4 separate regions of the Homo sapiens genome follow, and regions 2, 3 and 4 are each linked to region 1. Evidence: read pairs that join two places in POLR2A ChIA-PET (ENCODE). Cell type or tissue: MCF 10A. All regions are shown on one strand. Each heading gives the region's core, and the rest is flanking DNA. Links, peaks and the distances in the headings are about the cores only.

Region 1 (5,648 bases), core at 353-5,352:
ATGTTGAAAATGCTGCTGAGTACATTTCAAGTAAAAAATAGGATAAAATTTAGTTTAGGCTAATAAGAGCTTTCTCCAATCAGGAGTGATATAGAGCCTTCCTGGTCCTCTCTTCCTTTTACAATAGCCAGTAAAAAGCCTGTATTTAGGTGGTGGGATTGTGACAACATCAACAATCCAGACAATCTTCTTAAGGATTATTTGCATAGTTTACTCTTCCTAATCCAACAGAACTCAATTTCTTTTAAGGAGTGCACTGCGTGGAAGTGGTCATCTCCAACAAAAAGGGAAGAGAATTACATTAACAAAGGAGTATATGCAATGATATTGGTATCAAAATTCAGTGAGCAAAATTATTATATCTAGTCCCTCTAGAGAGTACTTTTACCTTTGAATCACTCTACTCAGTATGTTAAATCTTAAAATAGCGCACTGACAACCACTTATCCATTTGATGTTTAAATGTTTTTTTAAGTATTGCTATGGAATAGGACATAGAATTGCCTTGGATAATCTGCAAGCTTCTTACTATTGGCAAAAAGAGAAGCCTTTTATTTTTCAGACCTAATTGCTTTTACAAAAAGAAAGAAAACAAAACAAAACCCTACTCTACACTTTGTTAATCTTGGCACCTTATCCTCTATAATGAAAGCTTCAACCATTTATCAAACTAAATGAACTGGGTGTTGACAAGAGAGCAGGATTCCATAATTCTGCCCTTTATACTCCTTGTGTGTATACTTATTGGTTTAGCAAATTTGATACTACCAGAGTGCTCCCTTTCATTAGTTTAACTGGGATTTCTGTTCACAAAAAGCATTCAGCTTATTGGGATAATTCTCTTTCTCATATGGTATATGGGGGGCTTGGACAAGTTAATTATTTTTGTTTCACTTAGTTTTACTGCACATATACCATGTGTCAAGCATTTTCACGTGCATTATCTACCTTCATCCTCACAATAACCAGTGAAGATAGATAGTATTAGCCCTGGTTTATAGATGAGAAAACCGAGGGTGAAAGAGGTTAAGCTCACAAGAAGTAACCGAACTAGAATGCTTACATGAATTTTCTGACACCAAGACCAATGTTCTTCCCACTAAATCATGTTATTTCCTTGTAATTAACTAGGTGTGCCAAAACAGAATGGAAATGCTACTCCTACATAGAAAATATAATCACTTGCATTGTGTATCTGCAAACTTTTGTCTAATCTTGAATATCAAAACATAATTTGTGCCTATATTTTCCCAAAGAAACGTAGAATGATAGAATAATCTAATGCCGTAAACAAAATTTCAACCAACCAAAGTACTTTCAAGTTCTGATTTTCTTAGGTGCTCAAGAATTTGCTGCGGCTAATGAAAATTTGCCATTGGCTTCAAACTGGTGGTTATAGGTCACTCAGGTCTCTACACAGACTTCTCAGCCAAACTTCTTTGGCAGTAGCACACTTATTCCATAATATGACACTCAGTGAAAGTCAGAAATTGGTGGGACACATTTGAACTCCTGAAGATAGAAGCATTGGAGTGAAATGTGCAACACTTCTGAAACTGGATGACATCTGTGGTTATAGCTATGGCCCTCATTCTTTGCTAGGCAATGTCCAAGTGCTTTACATATATTACCCAACACCCTGTATGGTAGGTACTGTCATTATCCCTACTTCCAAATAATTCAGAAACTGGAGCATGAAGAGGTTAGATAACGTGTCCCCACTCACATGGTCAGTGAAGAGCAGAGCTAGGATTTGTCCCCTATCTGGCCATAGAGCCTGAGCTCTTAACCATTATGCTATGATGCCTCTCCAAAATGGAATGTAAAGTATTAGCTGATTTTATGAAACACACCACAGACTTTTTTGCTGACCTGAATCACACCTTGCAAATATGACGACAAGTAGAAAATGTGGCTGTCATGCTGTATGTATATGATAATATAAAAATCAAACTTAAGACCAACTTTTATCTAGTATAGAAATGAGGCATAATTCAAAATTATAATGCTCTCTGCTTCCTTAAACGAAACCAAATCCCTTCCTTAAACCAAATCCCTTCACTTTCCTTCGGCTTCGAGTCAGGTCATGAACATGTGTCAATGCATGCTCACCATTTGCTGGCCACCGCGTGCCCCTCAAGACTTGCTCAGGGTCTTTGGGGCCGCTGCACTTATCTGGGCCAAGTCAGGCAGGGAGCAGTATATTCCTCTGCTTGAAACCTTGCACCATGGGAACCTGCCCCCACCGGTTCTGTCTAGTCCTGCCCACGGTCTACACTGGCATCCTGCCATCCCCTCACCATTGAAAATGCTAAATAAAGGCTTATAGCTTTGTGTTTCCACATTGTGCTCGATTCTTTGTGGTAGATGTGGGGGGTGGTTCCACATTCCCAGCCCATCCTAAATTCCTATCTTCTAAAAGTGGAGCTGCCTAGTTTAGAAAGTAGCTGCTTGGCTGAAGTAAATTCTTAACAAATTAGTCTCTTCTAGGATACACATTAAAATGAGTGGTTGGAATGGGAAGAAGACAGAACAGAAAGTCAAGAAACTCCGACTAGTGAGACTGAAGTGAGGCTACAATGGCATGATGGGTGCGAAAGAGATTGGTAAACTGTAAAATCCTTTAGAGACCGTGTGGCCCCTTCACTGTCTAGGCCAGTGGTTCTCAAAGGGTAGTGTGTGTCAGAATTACCTGGAGGGCTTGTCAAAACACAGATTTCTTGGCTCACTACTTCTGATTCTCTAGGTCTGGCTGGTGGCCAAGAATTTGCATTTCTATCAAGTTCCCGTGTGATGCTGAAGTTGCTAGTCCAAGGATCACAATTTGTGAACCACTGGTTGCTGGATGAGTAAAATCCATTGTGTCCACAGGAGGCATACAATAGACACTCAGATGGGGTTGTTATTATTACTACTCTCCATATCTTGGTAACCCCAACGTTTGCTCTCTTCTGCTTCCAGATTACTCAGCACAGTTTGGCTGAGATTTATGCAAAGAGAGACAGCATTCCCTTTCCACACATCTATATGTAGCAACCTCCTGCCATTAATACCCTTTCTTATTTAAAAGCTGCTTCACAGTTTGTAAGGAACTCTCACATACGTTATTGTGTTTTTATATGAAATTCTTCCCAATTTCTGAGCATAAATTATGCCAAGTAAAGTCTCATTAAGAAATAATGCACTTAAAGCGGGGGACGGGGCGATGAGGAGAGAACGCCCCCTCCCCTTGGCATTTGCAGCTCTGAATGTAGGCATAGATTTAACTCAGACCAAGTATCCTAGAGGGGATAGGTGTCTCCCTTATGGCTAGAAGGTGCAAAGTTAAGAGCCCCAAAAAGCAGTGATAATAAACATCCCTCTTGTGCTCCTTCTCGCCAAATAAAGCGAATGGGTGGAGGAAATCCTGGGCGAGCCCTCCTCGGCAGGGTCCCTCAAGCTGGAGCCGAAACTGCGACTCCCACGCCCGCCGCCCCCGCCCCTGAACTGCAGCCCGCTCTCTGCAATGCAAAAACGCAGCAGCATCGTCCTCCAGCCCTCTCCTGGGGGATCGCACGGTGCAACCAACCCCAAAAACGAAGCTGCGCGACGCCCCCTCAGCCCCGCGGGCTTCCCATTGGCCGGTTGCCGCTGTCACTCCCTCCTAGCCTCGCCTTCCCGCTCCCGGGCGGAGGCAGCCGGGCGGGGTAGGTTGCGCGCTCGCCGCGGGCTCGGGCCGCGGTCGCGGCTTTGCGGCAGGCTGCGCGTCAGGCGGGGAGCGGGGCGCGCGGGCCGGGGAGGGGGCCGGGCGCGCTGCGGGCTCCGCGGCCGGACCATGCGGGGCAGGGGCCGGTTGCAGGGCCGGGGGCTGCAGCCGGCGCCGATGGCGGCCGACTAGGACCTGCCCGGCCGGCTGCCCCGCGCCCCGCCTCGCCCCGCAGCCCGGCCGGCCGGGAGGGATGCGCTGTGCCGCCCAGCTCCTCTCCGTCCTGCCCATGCCCTGAAGCAGAAAGTTTGGGGGCCGGGGGTTGTCTCCCTTCTCCCTCCTGCAATGACTGCCCAAGGACTCTTGCTGCCCAGCCTCGACTGTGACCTGTCTTCGCTCCCCAGGTCGAAATGAACTATTCCAAGCTATAACCAAGGCTCCCCCTTCTCGCCCCTCCCTCACCCGCCTTTAAGAATTTTTTTTTTAATTCAAGAAATTGTGGTCTGCCATCTCCCCTCCTTGTTAATAATTTAGACCCCAGGCCTCATATGAATATAAGAGGGGGTGCGGTCTTCCCCAAGACGGCGCGCTGGAAGGACAGATTCCCCTTGCCGACCCACATACACCATGAAGAGGTGCAGATCGGACGAGCTGCAGCAACAACAGGGCGAGGAGGATGGAGCTGGGCTGGAAGATGCCGCTTCCCACCTGCCGGGCGCGGACCTCCGGCCTGGGGAGACCACGGGTGCTAACTCTGCTGGCGGGCCAACTTCAGACGCCGGCGCTGCCGCGGCGCCCAACCCAGGTCCCCGAAGCAAGCCTCCTGATTTAAAGGTGAGCGCAGACCATCCCCCCGGCAAGCCCAGCCCGCGACTTAGCTCTCGCCACCCCACGCAGAAGTGCTTTAACAGGATAAAAGTGAGGGGGGAAGCCAGGCAAAGGTCAGAGAGGATGAGCGGATGCTTTGCTGGCACCCCAGGGGGGACGTCAGGTACCATTTATGCCTCTGTCTTTCAGCTCCGTGTCAGGTCTCTGTGTTTGTTCCCCATTATTCAGCAAGCGTTTTAGTGACTCACCCATCCGAGATTGTTTGAATAATGTGTGAAGTGTTATTCGCAGACAAAGGGCTGGAGAAATCCAAGATGCTAACCAAAAAGTGGACAGCAGGTGACCATTAGTTTTCCTTGCTGAGTAAGTCTCTACCCATTGGGATCTTTGTGTGTGTGTGTGTGTGTGTGTGTGTGTGTGTGTGTGTGTGTGTATGTGTGTGAGACGGAGTCTCGTTCTGTCGCCCAGGCTGGAGTGCAGTGGCGCGATCTCGGCTCACTGCAACCTCCACCTCCTCGGTTCAAGCGATTCTCCTGTCTCAGCCTCCAGAGTAGCTGGGATTACAGGCACCCGCCACCACGCCCGGGTAATTTTTGTATTTTTAGTAGAGACGGGGTTTCGCCATGTTGGCCAGGCTGGTCTTGAACTGACCTCAGGTGATCTACCCGCCTCGGCCTTCCTAAGTGCTGGGATTACAGGCGTGAGCCACCGTGCCGGGCCCCATTGGGATCTTTGAGCGCTTTCCTGGATGAAGCTCAGTTTGCCGATCTGTGAAGGGGCGGGGGGGGGGGGGTGGTGGCGGGGGCGGGGGGGGAAGGTGGATTTCCTGCCGTTAGGTGGAGCCAGAGGTTAAGATAGTGCTTGGAGATCTCTGCCTGCCTGCTGAACCAACCCCCAGGGTGGAGAACTGACAGGTGGTGGAGCAGTGCTTGGGCTGGTTTGGGGCCTCAGTTCAAGTTGCATACATGCTGAGCCAGCAGCTAGAACCAGAAGCCGAAAGAACTGTTCACATGGAGCTGTTTATTTTCCGGCCTGAGGTTGCCGAGACAATTGGCGAGCTGTCTTGAATATATCTCTATCAATTAAAACAGCAGCTGAGATAAATAATGCACCTTTGCCGGAACTGCCACAGGGA
Region 2 (5,648 bases), core at 288-5,287, 85 kb before region 1:
GCCCTTAAAAGGGACAGGAATTGCTCACTCGGGGAGCTCGGCTCTTGAGACAGGAGTCTTGCCGATGCTCCCGGCCGAATAAACCCCTTCCTTCTTTAACTCGGTGTCTGAGGGGTTTGTCTGTGGCTGTTCCTGCTACCGGTCCTGCCTACTGATTCTGTGAGTCTGATCTTCCAGTTCTAGTTGTTGATTTTTTGAGGCACTAGTATTTTTCCAATACATATTTCCTTCCTCCTAAATTAGCCAGGATTCATTTTCTAGATGTTCATAGCAGATAAACAATACAGTAACAGAAATTCCATACTCTAAAAGTTGGAAGTTGCCTCTTTAGGAAAATCACTATTATCAGTTTGATTTATACATTTACAAATTTTTTTTTCTGTGCACTATACATGCAGATGGGCTAAATCTCTCTCTTTTTTTTGAGACGGAGTCTTGCTCTGTCACCCAGGCTAGAGTGCAGTGGCGCAGTCTCAGCTCACTGCAAGCTCCGCCTCCCAGGTTCACACCATTCTCCTGCCTCAGCCTCCCAAGTAGCTGGGACTACAGGCACCCGCCACCACGCCTGGCTAATTTTTTGTATTTTTAGTAGAGACAGGGTTTCACTGTGTTAGCCAGGATGGTCTTGATCTCCTGACCTTGAGATCCACCCGCCTCAGCCTCCCAAAGTGCTGGGATTACAGGCATGAGCCACTGCTCCTGGCCAGATGGACTAAATCTCTAGATAATTTGGGGTTATGGGGAACAAAGGGATTTTTACCAAAAAATGGGTTATGTTATATATATTCTTTTTTTGTTGTTTGAGATGGAGTCTTGCTCTGTTGCTCAGGCTGGAGTGCAGTGGCATGATCAGCTCACTGCAGCCTCTGCCTCCCAGGTTCAAGTGATTCTCCTCCTGCCTTAGCCTCCCCAGTAGCTGGGGTCACAGGCATGCACCACCACACCTGGCTAATGTTTGTATTTTTAGTAGACACCATATTGGCCAGGCTAGTCTCAAACTCCTGATCTCAGGTGATCTGCCCACCTCAGCCTCTGAAAGTACTAGGATTACAGGCATGAGCCACCGTGCCCGGACAAGCCACTGTGCCCAGCCTACAGTTTTGTTTTTTTGTTTTGTGTTTTTACATTTACATCTCTCCCAGACCTGGACTTTTTTTTCACATGATGATTTAAGTATTTTTTTCCTCAGGTGGTGATATGATTTGAATGCATGTGTCCCTCCAGAATTCCTATGTTGGAACTCAAACCCCAAGCTATTAAGAGGTGGGGCCTTTGGGAGGTGATTAGGCCATGCGGGCTTAGCCCTCACGGATAGGATTAATGGCACTATAAAGAGGCTCAGAGGGCTGCCTAGTTCTTCCATCTCTTCTGCCATGTGAGGACAGCGTTAGTCTCCTGAGGGACGCAGCAACAAGGTGCCATCTTGGAAGCACAGAGCAGTTCTTACCAGATAGTGACCCTGCTGGCACCTCAATCATGAACTTCCCAGCTCCCAAAACTATGAGGAATAAATTTGTTATTTATAAATTACCTGGTCTGTGGTATTTTGTTATAGTAGCAGGAAAAGACTAAAACAAGGGGATAGCCAACTTTACTGACTAATCTATTTTTTTCATGGATTTGAAATGCTAACTTCAAAATATACCAAGGGGGCCAGGAGTGCTGGTTCATGCATGTAATCCCAACGCTTTGGGAGGCCAGATCACCTGAGGTCAGGAGTTCGAGACCAGCCTGGCCAACGTGGCGAAACCCTGTCTCTACTAAAAATACAAAAATTAGCTGGGCATGGTGGTGCGTGCCTGTAATCCCAGCTACTCAGGAGGCTGAGGCAGGAGAACAGCTTGAACCTGGGAGGCGGAGGTTGCAGTGAGCTGAGATCACACCATTGCACTACAGCCTGGGAGAGTGAGACTCTATCTCAAAAAAATAAAAATGAAAATAAAATATACCAAGGAATAGACTCTCCCTAGAAGGGCCACAAGAGGCCTCAATCAGTGTGTGTCTCCCCGTAGTAACTGCACTCCAAAGGAGGTTATTCAGTTAGCACTTCATGGACTCCTTGGGATTCTGCTAAAGACAGAAATTTTGAGGTTGAATTTAATAATGTTCAGAAGCCTGAACTCCACCGAAATAAAGGATCAGGAAGGCCACTCAAGTTGCCCTACTCAGGGCACATACCTACTGAGGGATGTGTTCTTGAAAAAGCATACCCAATCTGAAAATGTGTATACCACAAGCTATTTTTTTCCAAAGTAATAAGGGCAAAGGAAGAGGTTAAGAGAACTCCGTCACACTGAACTTCCTAGGAAAATACAGGGCATATGCATATAAGATGGGATATATTTAACTATGAAGTGTGGCTGGAGTTACTAGAGAGTTTCACAAGTGTTAAGAGGCTTATCTGGGCTGGGTGCATGGCTCACACTTATAATCCCAGCACTTTGGGAGGCTGAGGCAGTATTGCTTGAGCCCAGGAGTTTGAGACCAGCCTGGGCAACATAGCCAGACCCTGTCCTTAAACAAACAAAAACAGCCAGGCACGATGGCATGCATCTGTGGTCCAGATACTCAGGAGGTTGAAGCAGGAAGATTGCTTGAGCCCAGGAGGTCAAGGCTACCGTGAGCTATGTTTGTGCCACTGCACTCCAGCTGGGGCAACAGCAAGAGCAAGACACTGTCTCCAAAATAAAAAATAAAATAAAATAAGGCTTATCTGCATTATTAGCATTAACTAACTGAGCTAACCGGCTTCAGTTGCATTAAATGAATACTGTGTCGGTATAGGCTGAGAACCAGCGAGATCAACCTCAAGGAGCAGGACTACACCAGCTATTTAAGATGTGCTGCCATCTGCTGGCTAACCTTGTGTTGCAGTCAAACCAAAAGTACTTACAGCAAAAAATGACAGCCACACAAGCCGGACATGGTATGATAACAAAAAACAAACCAAAGCAAACGCACCTCGTGCTGCACGCTGACCTTCCCTGGTGACTAGAAGTGGTGCCTGTCTCTTGGCGGTGGCCCATGGTGGTGCCTGTCAGGCACTGCTGAGCAAGCAAATCTCAGCACTGGGGTGAGCCTAAATAGAAAATGCAAAATACACTACATGCAGATAGGCCAGCGTAAGATTATGTGCCCAGTTCCCTCACCATGTATTATAATAGAGTAGCTAGGCTCATATATGAACTCACAATGCTGCAGGTTCGTGCTTAAAAGAAGCTGGAAAAAAGCATGTCACCCAGGATAGGCTCTGGAAGATACATGACTATCATCTCACCCCTTTTCTCCACTATCCTATCTCCCATTCCCTTGCCCCACCCTTCAGTAGTGATGATGTAAAGTACCCAGAGGCCAAGAGCCATGGTGGCTGGGGAGGGCCCCTGATGGGAGAGGAACATGTTCCATCCATCTCTCCTAAGGCAAACTGAAAGACATCTGACTGAAGGTCACCAGTGGAAATGGAATGGATTAGGGAACGTCCTGTTACTATGGGTAGTGAGGTAAGGGAAAACCAAAACCAAACAGATAGAAACCTAAAACGTTAATGTGATCTTTATTATACAGCACATCTGGTATTTGTGTATCCCAACAAGTATACAGAATACTCTATAAAACCAAACCCAACCCTTCAATATTACACTAATGAAGATTAACCCAGAGTCGCATCTCTTCAAAATGCACACAATTAAGACGGTCCTGCTGTAACAATATTATGGAAAGAGCCAGGTAGCACAAGAAAGGAGAGAGGATAAAGACTGAAGTGTGTGCCAAAGTCATTGTCTTTTGTTATTGCACTTTTATTCTACACACTTAGTATCTTACACTTTTATTTAACACTGTAATAAACATTAGTCCTTTAAAACAAAGAAAAAACATTACATGAAGACAAAAGACAACAGGCTGCCCAGACCAATTTTCTTTTCAACTATCTGGGCAAGGTGGCCTCCCCAGTGCTAGATGTCCTGATGCACCTCTGAGATCACCTCAATTGGACTGGATGTTAACAAAACAGATGAAGTTAAAAATGAAACCCTTTTAGGAACAGTAGTGCTACTGGAAACCTCCAGGAGAGTTTGGAATACAAGTGTCTCAAGGCCACTCCCTCCTTACCCACTTTAACATCAAACAAGCTCTATTCATCCCACCTCCATAACTGAAGGATTAACCTTCTTTTTCTTTTTCTTTTTTTTTTTTTTGAGATGGAGTCTTGCTCTGCTGCCCAGGCTGGAGTGCAGTGGTGTGATCTTGGCTCAATGCAGCCTCTGTCTCCTGGGTTCAAGCAATTCTCCTACCTCAGCCTCCTGAGTAGCTGGGACTATAGGTGCCCGCCACCATGCCTGGCTAATTTTTTCTATTTTTAATAGAGACGGGGTTTCACCATGTTACCAGGCTGGTCTCGAACTCCTGACCTCAGGTTTTAAAAAGTGGGTTACTTGATCCAGAAAATCCAAAAGCTTTGGAAATTCCAGGAAAGCAACTACTCTTTTGGCAGTGGACTCTTCCAGGGTTGTTAATCCCACTCTGACACAATATGGATGGACTAGGGAGGCTTCCTGATTATCCAAATGGAATACCAAGCATGCCATCATCTCTCCAAAGCAAGCCCAAAGGGGGCTTTAACTTCCCAAAGTGCTACTGTAATCACCAATTCCCCTGGGCCTCCCAGTGCTAAATAATAAGCCAAAGCCAAAAAATAAAGTGTCATTCAGTGCAGTTGTCACTTTGCAGCCCTGCAACCCCGAGGCACTTCTTCCATGAGGAAGAACACTTTGTGACCCTTCTTTGGCAGCTCAAGCAAAGACACAAGAATGCATTTGAGAGCTGACAGGTACTAGTCGAGAGTTCTATGAGTCCCCTATTTCTATCTGTGGTAGTAATGCATTCTTTCCTCCACTGCTTCCTTGAATTTTAGTGTTAAAAATTAGGAGAATCTGCTGCCTAGGCTCTGTCCCCTTGAAGTTGATGGAGTCAAAAGTGACTCTCTTTGGTCTGGGAACAACCAGCACAGTCCTCCTGAAGCGCTTGCTCAGTCAATGAGCTACTCTTTGCAGAGGATCAGGGAACTAAGGTATGCCTGGGGAAACCCCACCCAAATGAGCCATGCCAGACAGCCCTTGCCATCAGCTCTCTAGGCACAGGGTCAGCCATTCCAGGGCCCCAGGCTCCACCATTTCTCCTGACTGCTCTGCAGGAAGGCCTCTCACTCATTTCTGAAACAAAATGAGAGACCAGACTTCAAGCTCTGGCCATTAAAAATGGCCAGGTCATCATTTTCATGTTGGGGTAAGCTGCCCTAATTATGTTGATTAGAAGGACAGACCACAATAAGGGTCATTCTTTCATGCCATCCTTTTTCTTCCTCCAGCCACAATCTCACCTCACCACTTGGGAACACATACAACCAAAGCTGGGAGGTAAAATCTTTAGGACTTTGGTCATGCTGAGCCCTCTATAACCCAAGTGCTGCCAGACTTCTTTGAAAACCTAGTGTCCTCCCAAGTAATATACAATACAGTACATTTCATGGCATTCCATCACTTATAATAAGAATGGATGCCAAAGAACAAAGCCAAAATTAGCTGACAATGTTATAAAACAAAAGCAAAGTATACACACTCTATACACACGTATACCTGCACTCAGCCTGC
Region 3 (5,648 bases), core at 290-5,289, 91 kb after region 1:
AAATAAATGAGGTTCCAAAAAAGGGAGAAAGGGGTGTTAGAGGGGCTGGAAGGAGTCTCTGCATGGGGGCGAGTGCACAAGTTGAACCCCAAGATCCATCTCTTTCAACTCCAGAAGCCCATGATTCTACATCAGAATTGTTAATCCTCATTGAACAGTTCCAGCCTCCTGCAAGTTTGTGCTCTGGCATCAGGGGGTAGGTTAGGGACCCACCAGGTATCCATATTAGGTCCCAGGAGATCACAGTACGGCTGGCACTTTCCAGGAAGCAAACAAGTTATGTCATCAGGCCTCTATCGGTCTCCAAGCAGGTGGCAGACAAAAAGAGCCATGCATCACCACCCTGGTGGGGCTAGACCACTGCTCCCCAGCCTATCCTGGACCCACAGGAGAGGGCTCTAGCTATCTGCTGGCTAGCCTGTCAAAGTAAATTAGAGCAACAGCTCAGGCCTAGACAGAGCTCAGCATACAGAAAGTGTTCAACAATTGTTTACTGGTGAACATAAATCGCAAATATTTACTAGTTAAGTCACTGGGCTGATGACCTTTGACTGAGATGGGAGCAGTGCTCAGATAAGATTTTCTCCTCTTCTTCCTAGACATGGGTGAAGTCCACCTCGGTTATAAGGACTAATTTTTAGGGACCTTTGTTCTCATCTGCAAGATAGCCAGGCAACTATTCTCTAGAATAAAAATATGTTGATTAGGCTGGGCGCAGTGGCTCATGCCTATAATCTCAGCACTTTGGGAGACCGAGGCGGGCAAATCACTCGAGGCCAGAAGTTCAAGACCAACCTGGCCAACGTGGTGAAACCCCATCTCTACTAAAAATACAAAAATTAGCTGGGCCTGGTGATGCATTCCTGTAATCTCAGCTACTCTGTGGCTGAGGCACGAGAATTGCTTGAACCCGGGAGGGCAGAAGTTGCAGTGAGCTGAGATTGCACCACTGCACTCCAGCCTGGGTGACAGAGCGAGCCTCTGTCTTAAAAAAAAAATAAAAAATAAAAATAAAATGACTAAAACCAAGGAAGAGGGTAACAATTGCTGAACCAATCACCCAGAGGCAGGAAGGCCACATGCCTGAGACAGTCCTGGTCTAATTACTAATATTGCCCCTTTTACTCTCCAAAGTATCCAAGTTTAGATAATACAATATATGGCCACCCTACTCAGAAGGGGAAAGAAAACCAGATTCAATGATAATAACATAAACCTGAACATCTGATTAGTGGAGATGGCATCAAGAGCCCAGGAATCGAATCCTTATTTGCCCCTATAGAGCTATGCAACTCAACATAAGTCACTTGACCAGATAAGTCTGGTTAACTCATCTGGCTGGTTTTCATGTCCTCATCTGAAAAACGAAAGGATATTTATTCTCCAGTCATCTGCTGAGTGCCTACCATGTGCCTGGCTGGCACTGTGCTAGGTGTTAGGGATTCAGATAAAAAGTGGACAGTCCCACAGTCCAGTGGGAGGACTGACAATTAATTAAACTCCATTCTATTGTGATAAATGTGGCAGTTGATGTCCCTGCCTGCAGAGAGGCTCCAAGAGCACTGGAGAGAACTTCCTTTGCCCATAGGAGGAGCAGGGAAACCACCTCTGGGAGAAAAACTGCTTTCGATTTTGAAGGATGAGTGAGGTTTGCTAAGCCAAGGGAGGTGGGCTAGGGAGGGGCAACAAGGGCATTCCAGACAGAAAGAAAGGTTTGAACAAAGGCCAAAAAGAAAGAGCCATTCACGAATTTGCACATCAGGATCTCTACGCACCCTTCCAAACTCTAGAATTCTATGCTGAACTTCTTCAGAAATGGGCCACCTGCTACTATGCCAGGAAGGTGCTAGCCAAGTATTATTATAAGCAGCCCCATACTATGGCCACGGTAGCCTGCTTGAGCATAATTTCTGATTCTGTCCCAGTGGTTTTCTTGCCCCTGCAGTCCTAAACATTGGAAAAGGCAGCAGGGTTAATTCCTCATTCTATTTTGCAAACAGCACACACTGAAGTCCAGAAAGGCACACTGACTTTTCCAAGGTTCCACAACACATCAAGACACAATCAGGACTGAAGATGGAAGGATGGTGCCTGGAGAAGCTTCCATCTCAGCCATAGAGATTTCCCTGCCTGCCTCCCATCCCTGGAGAAGGGAATGCCCCATATCTTGCCCTAGGCCAGGCTGTGTAGTATCACCAGCCACCCCATCCCACTTACAGATATACAAATATGCCCACTCCTCTGCCAACACCCTGGAGAGGTAGGTGCTGTGGCTCAATTGGTAAACACTGCCTCCCTCCCAGGGACTCAGATCAGGAACGATCTGGATTCAGGAGAGGATGGTAGAAAGGTCTTAGAAAAAGAAGATCCAGAGATGCTGGTTCCAGGTGGAGGGAGAGAAGGTGCAAGCTGGGCATCTCTGGTCATAGTTATCACCCAGAGCTGGAGCCAAGATCCTTGATTTCTCTCTGGCCTTTTGTGGAGCAGCTGCTGTCTGGGAGGCAGGGCAAGGAGCTAGGGGATGACCCATTTAGATAACGGAGGAGAGGTTGGGCTGGGTTGGCCCAGGCTGGGCAGAGTGGGGGTGGGCCTAGGGGTGGCTCGCCATCCCACCACACCAGCCAGAGAGCTAGGCAGGGATCAGGAATGGGCTCCAAGGGGAGCCTGAGCCACCTCCCTATACTGTGCTGCCCCCTCCTTGCCATCCTCCAGCCCCCTCTACCGGGTTGCTGGGCAAGGAGCTTCCCTGCCCAGCCTTCTTGTGTGGTTTGGCTGGGGCTCAAGGACAAGAGTGGCCTGCAGCCTCCCTCCCTGCCGCTTAGCAGGCAGGTGCAGAGGGAGCTGGGAGGGCAGTGTCCTGCCAAGCAAGCCCTTGGCAGCCAGCCAGGCAGGAGTCCTTCTCTGGAGCTGGGGCCGAAGGAGAGACGAGGACTTTGAACAAAGCAGCAACCAAAGTGGTTTGGCTTAGGGAAGCCAAGCACAATCCATACTCTTTCTCAGGGTAGGACAGACCTCCAGGACGCAGGGATTCCCCAGGAAAGGGAAGGGCAGGACTTCATCAAAGCCAGCCTTGCTGGGATAATAACACTGTGTGTGTCAGACACTGTGCTAAGCACTTTACATATGCTATCTTACTTAATCCTAAGAGAATCCCACGAGGTAGGAATAATTATCACCCCTACTTTACAGATAAGGAAACTGAGGTACAGAGAGGTTGCACAGCTGGTAAGCAATGGAGCCACGATTTGAATGCTTGCAACCTTGACTGTCAGCTAGGCAGCATCCCCAACAAGGTTTGAAACCCAGGAATATAGTGTAGTTCACCCACCCAGAATCCTTCAACACAGTCACTGTATGTGAGGGTGGGGGTTGGTTCCCAGTGACTCTTCCCACCTGAAGCACTGCCTGTAGTGCTGGGAAAGACAGCGGGAGCTAACTGTTGGAATAACAAAGCACACTGAGGCAAGCCTGGGCTCATCTCAAGACCAACTCCCAGTCTAGGACTCAGTACTTGGTCATCCAGGAGCCCATATTGCAGGCATGCCACTCACCAGCTACAGGATAAGTCACTTCCCCTCTTCGGGCCTCAGCTACTCTATCTGTCAATGAAGGACTCGGACCACCTCAGTCATTTCCAAACATTTTGAAATCCTGCACTGCACTCCAAAACATAAAAAAGACAGAAGCACTCTTGCTCCAGAGCACCATACACTTGGACTCACGGCCCTAATGGTTCCCCTTGGAGGTAAGACTTCCATGCAGATCATCCAAAGGCTTTGGTGGACTCCACCATTTCAGAGACCCCAGCATGTGTTTTTCTCTTTAGGGGAAGGGGTGGCCAGGGGAGCTGGGTGAGTCCCAGGAGGAAATGTCATTTGGATACCAGGAATGTATTGAAGAGCCAGAGCAAATATTTGTTTTTCCTTTGATGTCCTCCTAGAGCAGCCATTAGTTCCGCCCACCTGCCCTTCCCTCAGCCAATCCCATCTGGCCCTGATAATCCCATCTAGGCAGGTTGGGAGCGGGAAGTGTGCTAGAAAGGTGGAGAGAAAATTGGGATGGAAGTCACCCAGCTGGCTTTCCTCTGAATCTAGCTCCCACCAACAATCTCAATTCATTCTAGGGGAGGTCTTGGGCAAGCTCCCACACCCCTCTCCCGCACTGAAGTATCCTGAGGCACTAGGTCTCTCTCGATTCACGAAGGACAGTCAAGAGGCAGGGGTGGGGTGGGGTGGGGAAGAGGCAATGCTCCAGAATTGAGAAACCATTAGCACAGCAGGCAGCTGCTCTCCAAGAAGGAAGGAGACCCTGAGCAAGTTCCCAGCTGCAGAACTGGGTGGTCTATGGATCAGGGAGGTTCACAGCAGGTCCCATGCCTACTGATCTTGGCTTCCTACATAGAGCAAGAGGCATGAGGCCAGGGAGTATCTTCTGATGTAATAAGAGCTGGAATCCCTGCCTAAATCCACTTAAGTTTGAAAACTGAAAGCTAGTTTATCTCATTCTGGAATCAAATGAGATCTCTCTCTTACTCTCTCTCTCTCATGCACATCCACACACACACCCCACAGTGACCTGGGTCAAGAGCCTGATGGGAACTCTGAACTTCAATCTCAGTTTCTCAGTCTCTGGGCCACCCCAGTCCCCACGACCCAGTGTCTCCACCCCCAAGAGGCACGAAGCACAAGCCACCAGCAGCTATTTTCCAGCTAAGCCCCTGACAAAGCCTGGGTCCAACAGCCTCAAGCCTGGAGCCTCACCGGGCCCTCACACTTTGCAGAAAGAGAAAGAAAAGGCAAGCCAGGAAGTACATGATTGCCCAATAGCTGTAACCTGGCAGCAGGCAACTGGGGACTGTGCCAGGCGATAGCAGGAAAAACATACTCGGTCCTATTGATGGGGCCATAATCTACCCCTTTCTCCAACATCCACTCTCCTTCACCAATGAAATGACTTCTTGAATTTCAAACCAGCTACTGGCTGCAAAAGCAAACACAATCTGGGGAAGTAACTGCTGATGTAGCCAATAGGGCAAACCATACACACACACACACACACACACACACACCCCCTCACAACCAGCACCCAACTGGATTTGGCAAAACATAATAATGCCTAAACCACCTGCTCTAAAAGGCTTGTTAAAATATACATTATATGGCCCTATCCTAGACCTTCAGAATAAATTACTCTGGGTGTGGAACCAGAGAATGTAAGTATTTTAAACAAACATCCCAGGTGATCCTTACGTACTTTAAACTCAAGTTTGAGAACCAGTTAACCACTGCTAACTAACTTTTGACAAATTTGCCATCCTTTCTGGGCTGCCCTTTCCAGAAATTCTCACTGCAAGTTCTTTTTTTGTTTGTTTCGTTTTGTTTTGTTTTGTTTTGTTTTTGAGACGGAGTCTCGCTCTGTTGCCCAGGCTGGAGTGCAGTGGCACGATCTCGGCTCACTGCAAGCTCCGCCTCCTGGGTTCAGGCCATTCTCCTGCCTCAGCCTCCCGAGTAGCTGGGACTACAGGCGTCCGCCACCACGCCCGGCTAATTTTTTGTATTTTTAGTAGAGACGGGGTTTCACTGTGTTAGCCAGGATGGTCTCGATCTCCTGACCTCACGATCCGCCCGCCTCGGCCTCCCACAGTGCTG
Region 4 (5,648 bases), core at 420-5,419, 52 kb before region 1:
TCTTTTTTGGGTTTTTTTTTTTTGGTAGAGATGGGGTTTTGCCATGTTGCCCAGGTTGGTCTTGAACTCCTGAGCTCAAGCGATCTGCGCCTCAGCCTCCCAAAGTGCTGAGATTACAGGTGTGAACCACTGTGCCCAGCCTTGAGTTTTTAAAATCTTTTTTATTTCCAACAAAGCACAAATATCTCACTTTCTTTTCTCACAAAGAACTATGCTATATTCTCAGATAGGTCACATAACTTTAATTTGCCTGGCCACTTTGAACTCCCTAAAGCTCAAAGTGCTTTTAGCATCTCACCATTTGTCATTTTAGCAAACACTACATAAGTCAATCCACCCTTTATCCAACCCCAAGCCAAGAAGAAATTTGCTGTTTCATCTGTGTCTCAAGTTGCATGGAATGTTTTCTGGTTGGAAGACTAGTCTGATGCTCATCTTGCTATTCAAAACAAACCCCCTTTCACTACCCTGAGTCACACATGCTACAGTATGAATCATTTCAGTCAGGCATATTCAAAAAGTTGGTAAGTAACAAATTTTAAGGTTTAAAATAGAACATACAACTGCATAAATGACAACATTATAATCACATATAACAATGAGATAAAGACTAAAAGGAAAGGAAAACAGTTACATTAGGCTGGGTGTGGTGGCTCACACTTGTAATCCCAGCACTTTGGGAGGCTGGGGTGGGCAGATCGTTTGAGGTCAGGAGTTCAAGACCAGCCTGGCCAATATGGGGAGACCCCGTCTCTACTGAAAATACAAAAATTAGCCAGACATGCTGGTGCACACCTATAATTCCAGCTACTCAGGAAGCTGAGGCAGGAGAATTGCTTGAACCGAGGAGACGGAGGCTGCAGTGAACTGAGATCACACCATGCACTCCAACCTGGGTGACAGAATGAGACTGTCTCAAAAAAAAAAAAAAAAAAAAAGAAAAGAAAAGAAAACAGTTACATTAAAGTAAAGAATTATAGGTGGAAATATTTTTTATATTACAAAGCTGCCCTAAAGACATATTTTTTAAAAGATATAAATCAACCAATCAAATTTATGAAAGGAAAGCCTAAATATTCAAAACCAAAGTATTGTTTAGAAATTTCAGGAAGAATTTTGTTTGTTTTTTCTGATGGATTATCTTAAAATTCTAGAATAAATTTTCAGGTTTTCCTTAAAGGACCATTTTGTGTGCACAACAGAAACATCAGCCAAAGCTGCCAAGTCCATTTGTAAGACCAATACGGTTGTTTTTTTTTTTTTGAGATGAAGTCTCGCTCTGTCGCCCAGGCTGGAGCGCAGTGGCACGATCTTGGCTCACTGCAACCTCTGCCTCCTGGGTTCAAGTGATTCTCCTGCCTCAGCTTCCTGAGTAGCTGGGATTACAAGGCATGTGCCACCATGCCCAGCTAATTTTTGTATTTTTTGGTAGAGATGGGTTTTGCCATGTTAGCAAGGCTGGTCTTGAACTCCTAACCTCAGGTGATCTGCCTGCCCCAGCCTCCCAAAGTGCTGGGATTATAGGCGTGAGCCACCATGCCTGGCCCAATACTGTTTTTAAGAGACCAGCTGACTTTATTTGCTCATAGGTGTAAATTCATTATTAAAGAAATGAATTTTGGAAGTCAGGCACAGTGGCTCATGCCTGTAATCCCAGCACTCTGGGAGGTTGAGGTGGGCAGATTGCTTGAGGCCAGGAGTTCGGGACCAGCCTGGCCAACATGGCCAAAACCAGTCTCTATTAAAAATACAAAAATTAGGCTGGGCAAGGTGGCTCACACCTGTAATCCCAGCACTTTGGGAGGCCGAGGCAGGTGGATCACGAAGTCAGGAGTTCAAGATCAGCTTGGCCAATATGGTGAAACCCTGTCTCTACTAAAAATACAAAAATTAGCTGAGTGTGGTGGCACAAGCCTGTAGTCCCAGCTACTCAGGAGGCTGAGGCAGAAGAATCACTTGAACCCAGAAGGAGGAGGTTGCAGTGAGCTGAGATCATGCCATTGTACTCCAGAATGGGTGACAGAGTGAGACTCCGTCTCCAAAAAAAAAAAAAAAAAAAATTAGCTGGGCATGGTGGCATATGCCTGTAGTCTCAGCTACTTGGGAGGCTGAGGAATGAGAATCACTTGAACCTGGGAGGTGGAGGTTGCAGTGAGCTGAGATCACACCACTGCACTCTAGCCTGGGCAACAGAGTGAGATACTGTCCAAAAAAAAAATTACTTAATTAATTAATTAAAAAAAGGGATTTCAGGCTTTATTTTTAATTTTTTTTTTTTTTTTGAGACGGAGTTTCACTCTTGTTGCCCAGGCTGGAGTGCAATGGCACATCTTGGCTCACTGCAACCTCCGCCTCCCAGGTTCAAGCGATTCTCCTGCCTCAGCGTCTCGAGTAGCTGGGATTACAGGCATGCGCCACCACGCCGGGCTAATTTTGTTTTTTTAGTAGAGATGGGGTTTCTCCATGTTGGTCAGGCTGGTCTCAAACTCCCAACCTCAGGTGATCCACTCACCTTGGTCTCCCAAAGTGCGGGGATTACAGGCACCAGCCACCGTGCCCTGCCATGGATTTCGGGCTTTCTAATGGTAGAGTATGGCCTGATATATTGGCACCCACAAAGAAGCTGCCCTTTTTTTTTTTTTTTCTGAGACAGAGTCTCGCTCTGTTGCCCAGGCTGGAGTGCAGTGGCGCAATCTTGGCTCATGCAAGCTCCGCCTCCCAGGTTCACGCCATTCTCCTGCCTCAGCCTCCCATGTTGCTGGGACTACAGGCGCACGCCCGGCAATTTTTTTGTATTTTTAGTGGAGTCAGGGTTTCACCATGTTATCCAGGATGGTCTCGATCTCCTGACCTCGTGATCCGCCTGCCTCAGCCTCCCAAAGTGCTGGGATTACAGGCGTGAGCCACCGTGCCCGCCAGAAGCTGCCTATTCCTAAATATACCTTGTACTAAACAAAAATGGATAGAAAACAGGTATCATGCTCTGTCTTCTCCCTTCCCCAGTTGACCAACATGTGCAGTTGGTCTCACTGCTCTGAGTATCATGATTGTCAGAAGATAGGCAAAGAGCTGCTGGCAGAGACCCTGGCAGCAGTACGAATTAGGCTGGAATGTGATATGCGATTCTGCAATACTCAGTGAAGGGATGACTCATGCTTGACGGTTATAAACAAAAAAGGACGCCAACACTGTTTCCTGGAGACAGGGAGTGAAAAAATAAAAATTAATATAAAGAGGATGAGCCAGAGCTGTTATGGGCCTTAGTATGGCCACCTGAGAGGGAAGTCTGACCTCAGACTGTTTCATGGATGGCTATATACCTTCTTAGCACCTAGAACAGTGCCTGGCACTTAGTAAGCATCCAATAAATAAACATGGAATGAATTAATGAAGAAATGATGCTCAAAGCCACTTTCAATCGGCATATGTAAAATCTTCTATCTTTCAACTCCCATCCCACACATTTTATCCCACACATTTATCTGAAATTGCATTTGCCTCTACTCCAAGAATAAAGCAATGAGTAAGCATTTTGCTCCTAACTCAATCAAGTAAAAAGAATCTCAAGGAATCATGACAATAACCCATAATTCCTATATTGAGTCATAGTGAATTCCTAAAGAGATTTCTCTTGTAGAACGCATTCTGCATAAATCTGTGGAGTTTACAGAAGTTGATCTGTTACCACCCATTTTCTCGGCATGATTAAGAAATGCAATAGAGGCTGGGTGCAGTGATTCACGCCTGTAATCCCAGCATTTAGGGAGGCCGAGACAGGCAGATCACCTGAGGTTGGGAGTTCAAGACCAGCCTGATCAACATGGAGAAACCCCATCTCTGCTGAAAACACAAAATTAGCCGGGGTGGTGGCGTATGCCTGTAATTCCAGCTACTCGGGAGGCTGAGGCAGGAGAATTGCTTGAGCCCAGGAGGCGGAGGTTGCGGTGAGCCGAGATCATGCCATAGCACTCCAGCCTGGGCAACAAGAGTGAAACTCCCTCTTAAAAAAAAAAAAAAAAAAAAAAAAAAAAAAAAAGAAATGCAATAGAAAGGAGCTTGCTACTCTACAAACACCAGAATATACTTCTTTGGTTTTGTTTTGGGTATAAAGTGTAAAATGACACTATTTTATTTATTTTTAAATTTTTTGTAGAGACAAAATCTCACTAAGTTGCCCAGGCTGGTCTTAAAACTCCTGAGCTCAAGCGATCCTCCTGCCTCAGCCTCCCAAAGTGCTAGGATTATAGGCATGTGCCACTGTGCCCAGCCAGTGACGCTATTTTAAATGCCAAGAAGTAATCACTCAATCACTGACGAAGGCTGACCCCTTCCTAAGAATACTGACTCTTATAGGTGAAGAATCCTTACTCTGTAGCTCATGGCACATTACTAAAACTCTATTATAACAAAGGATGATTATACTAACTGATAATTCAAACAGAAAACAGTGGCCTGGCACAGTGTCTCACGCCTGTAATCCTGGCACTTTGGAAGGCTGAGGCTGGAAGATCCCCTTGAGCCCAGGAGTTCGAGACCAGCCTGGGCAATATGGCGAGACTCCATCTCTACAAAAAATAAAACAAATTAGCCGGGTATGGTGACACCCACCTATAGTCCCAGCTACTCAGGAGGCTGAGGCAGGAAGATCCCTTGAGCCTAGGAAGTTGAGGTTACAGTGAGCCGTGATCACGTCACTGCACTCTAGCCTGAACAACAGAGTGAGACCCTATTTCTAAAATATAAACAAACATACAAACAAAAAGCCAGAAAACAGTTATGTACGCAGGCTAAAGTTGGTAGGTAGCAGATGTCTTTGCTTTCTCTAGAGTTCTGAAGCCTCAGGTTCACACACAACTATATATTAGTAATTGTCCTGCCCTTGGACAGCCTTGACCTCTATCCTTGTCCCCATATTCTAGCTACTTTACTTCCAATTCTCCTCTCGTGACATTCTCATGGGGCATTTGAAAGGTTTCTCCTGTTTGTTTTCACACAGGGCTGATTCTTTTTCATTTCTAAATAGTTCCCTGAACCATCACTCTTAAATATTAATTACATATTAAGTAAAATACCTCCCTATTTTTGTTATTGTATAGAAAATACCTTGACTTGGCTGGGTGTGGTGGCTCATGCCTGTAATCCCAGCACTTTGGGAGGCCAAGGCGGGTGAATCACTTAAGGTCAGGAGTTTGAGACCAGCCTGGCCAACATACTGAAACCTTATCTCTACTAAAAATACAAAAATTAGCCAGGCATGGTGGCAGGCACCTGTAATCCCAGTTACTCAGGAGGCTGAGGCAGGAGAATCGCTTGAACCCAGGAGGCGGAGGTTGCAGTGAGCCAAGATCGTGCCACTGCGCTCCAGCCTGGGAGACAGAGCGAGACTTCATCTCAAAAAAAAAAAAAGAAAAAGAAAATACCTTGACTCTTTTTGGTACATATACTTTCCAAGGGGGAGCTGCAACCAAACAGGCTATAACATGTTTCTAGGTTATAACATGCCTCAAAGAAACTGGGATCAATGTGAAGGCAAACCAGAGTTTTATCCCAGTAGTCAACATTGAATGGATACAAGCTCATCTCCCTACCTAGTAAAAGCATCAGTGTGTAACTCAGGCCAGATATAAGACTTAGAAAAAACAGAATCA

What was found. ChIA-PET counts read pairs that join two places held together with the same protein. Peaks named below come from ENCODE experiments on the same cell type or tissue, not always from the same donor. Only the 100,000 strongest peaks of a DNase experiment are listed, where the experiment ranks them.
Region 2: POLR2A ChIA-PET joins it to region 1 with 11 read pairs; 12 of 35 experiments call an interaction of 5 or more read pairs at or near these places.
Region 3: POLR2A ChIA-PET joins it to region 1 with 33 read pairs; 10 of 35 experiments call an interaction of 5 or more read pairs at or near these places.
Region 4: POLR2A ChIA-PET joins it to region 1 with 16 read pairs; 10 of 35 experiments call an interaction of 5 or more read pairs at or near these places.

Annotation. Positions count from the first base shown.
Region 1 is chr1:205,224,253-205,229,900 of GRCh38, forward strand. It overlaps TMCC2 (transmembrane and coiled-coil domain family 2), which reads left to right and starts at 3,694. Exons shown (of 5, transcript NM_014858.4): 1 at 3,694-4,519. The coding sequence starts at 4,313. RefSeq lists an enhancer at 3,345-3,484 and a silencer at 3,615-3,794. In MCF 10A, for the core only: no CTCF peak of the experiment used is centred there; DNase peaks (open chromatin) are centred at 2,269, 2,759, 3,629 and 4,769.
Region 2 is chr1:205,138,969-205,144,616 of GRCh38, forward strand. It overlaps DSTYK (dual serine/threonine and tyrosine protein kinase), which reads right to left. Exons shown (of 13, transcript NM_015375.3): 13 at 3,537-5,648. Among named protein-coding and RNA genes, the nearest start is that of RBBP5, 20 kb to the left of the region's middle. RefSeq lists an enhancer at 2,749-2,893 and a cis regulatory region at 2,821. In MCF 10A, for the core only: a CTCF peak has its summit at 2,873 (motif pointing left); a DNase peak (open chromatin) is centred at 2,843.
Region 3 is chr1:205,314,885-205,320,532 of GRCh38, forward strand. All of the region lies in intron 1 of NUAK2 (NUAK family kinase 2), which reads right to left. Among named protein-coding and RNA genes, the nearest start is that of NUAK2, 4.0 kb to the right of the region's middle. In MCF 10A, for the core only: no CTCF peak of the experiment used is centred there; DNase peaks (open chromatin) are centred at 2,867, 3,467, 4,007, 4,877 and 1 weaker place.
Region 4 is chr1:205,172,474-205,178,121 of GRCh38, forward strand. All of the region lies in intron 2 of DSTYK (dual serine/threonine and tyrosine protein kinase), which reads right to left. Among named protein-coding and RNA genes, the nearest start is that of DSTYK, 36 kb to the right of the region's middle. RefSeq lists an enhancer at 2,226-2,727. In MCF 10A, for the core only: no CTCF peak of the experiment used is centred there; DNase peaks (open chromatin) are centred at 3,148 and 3,678.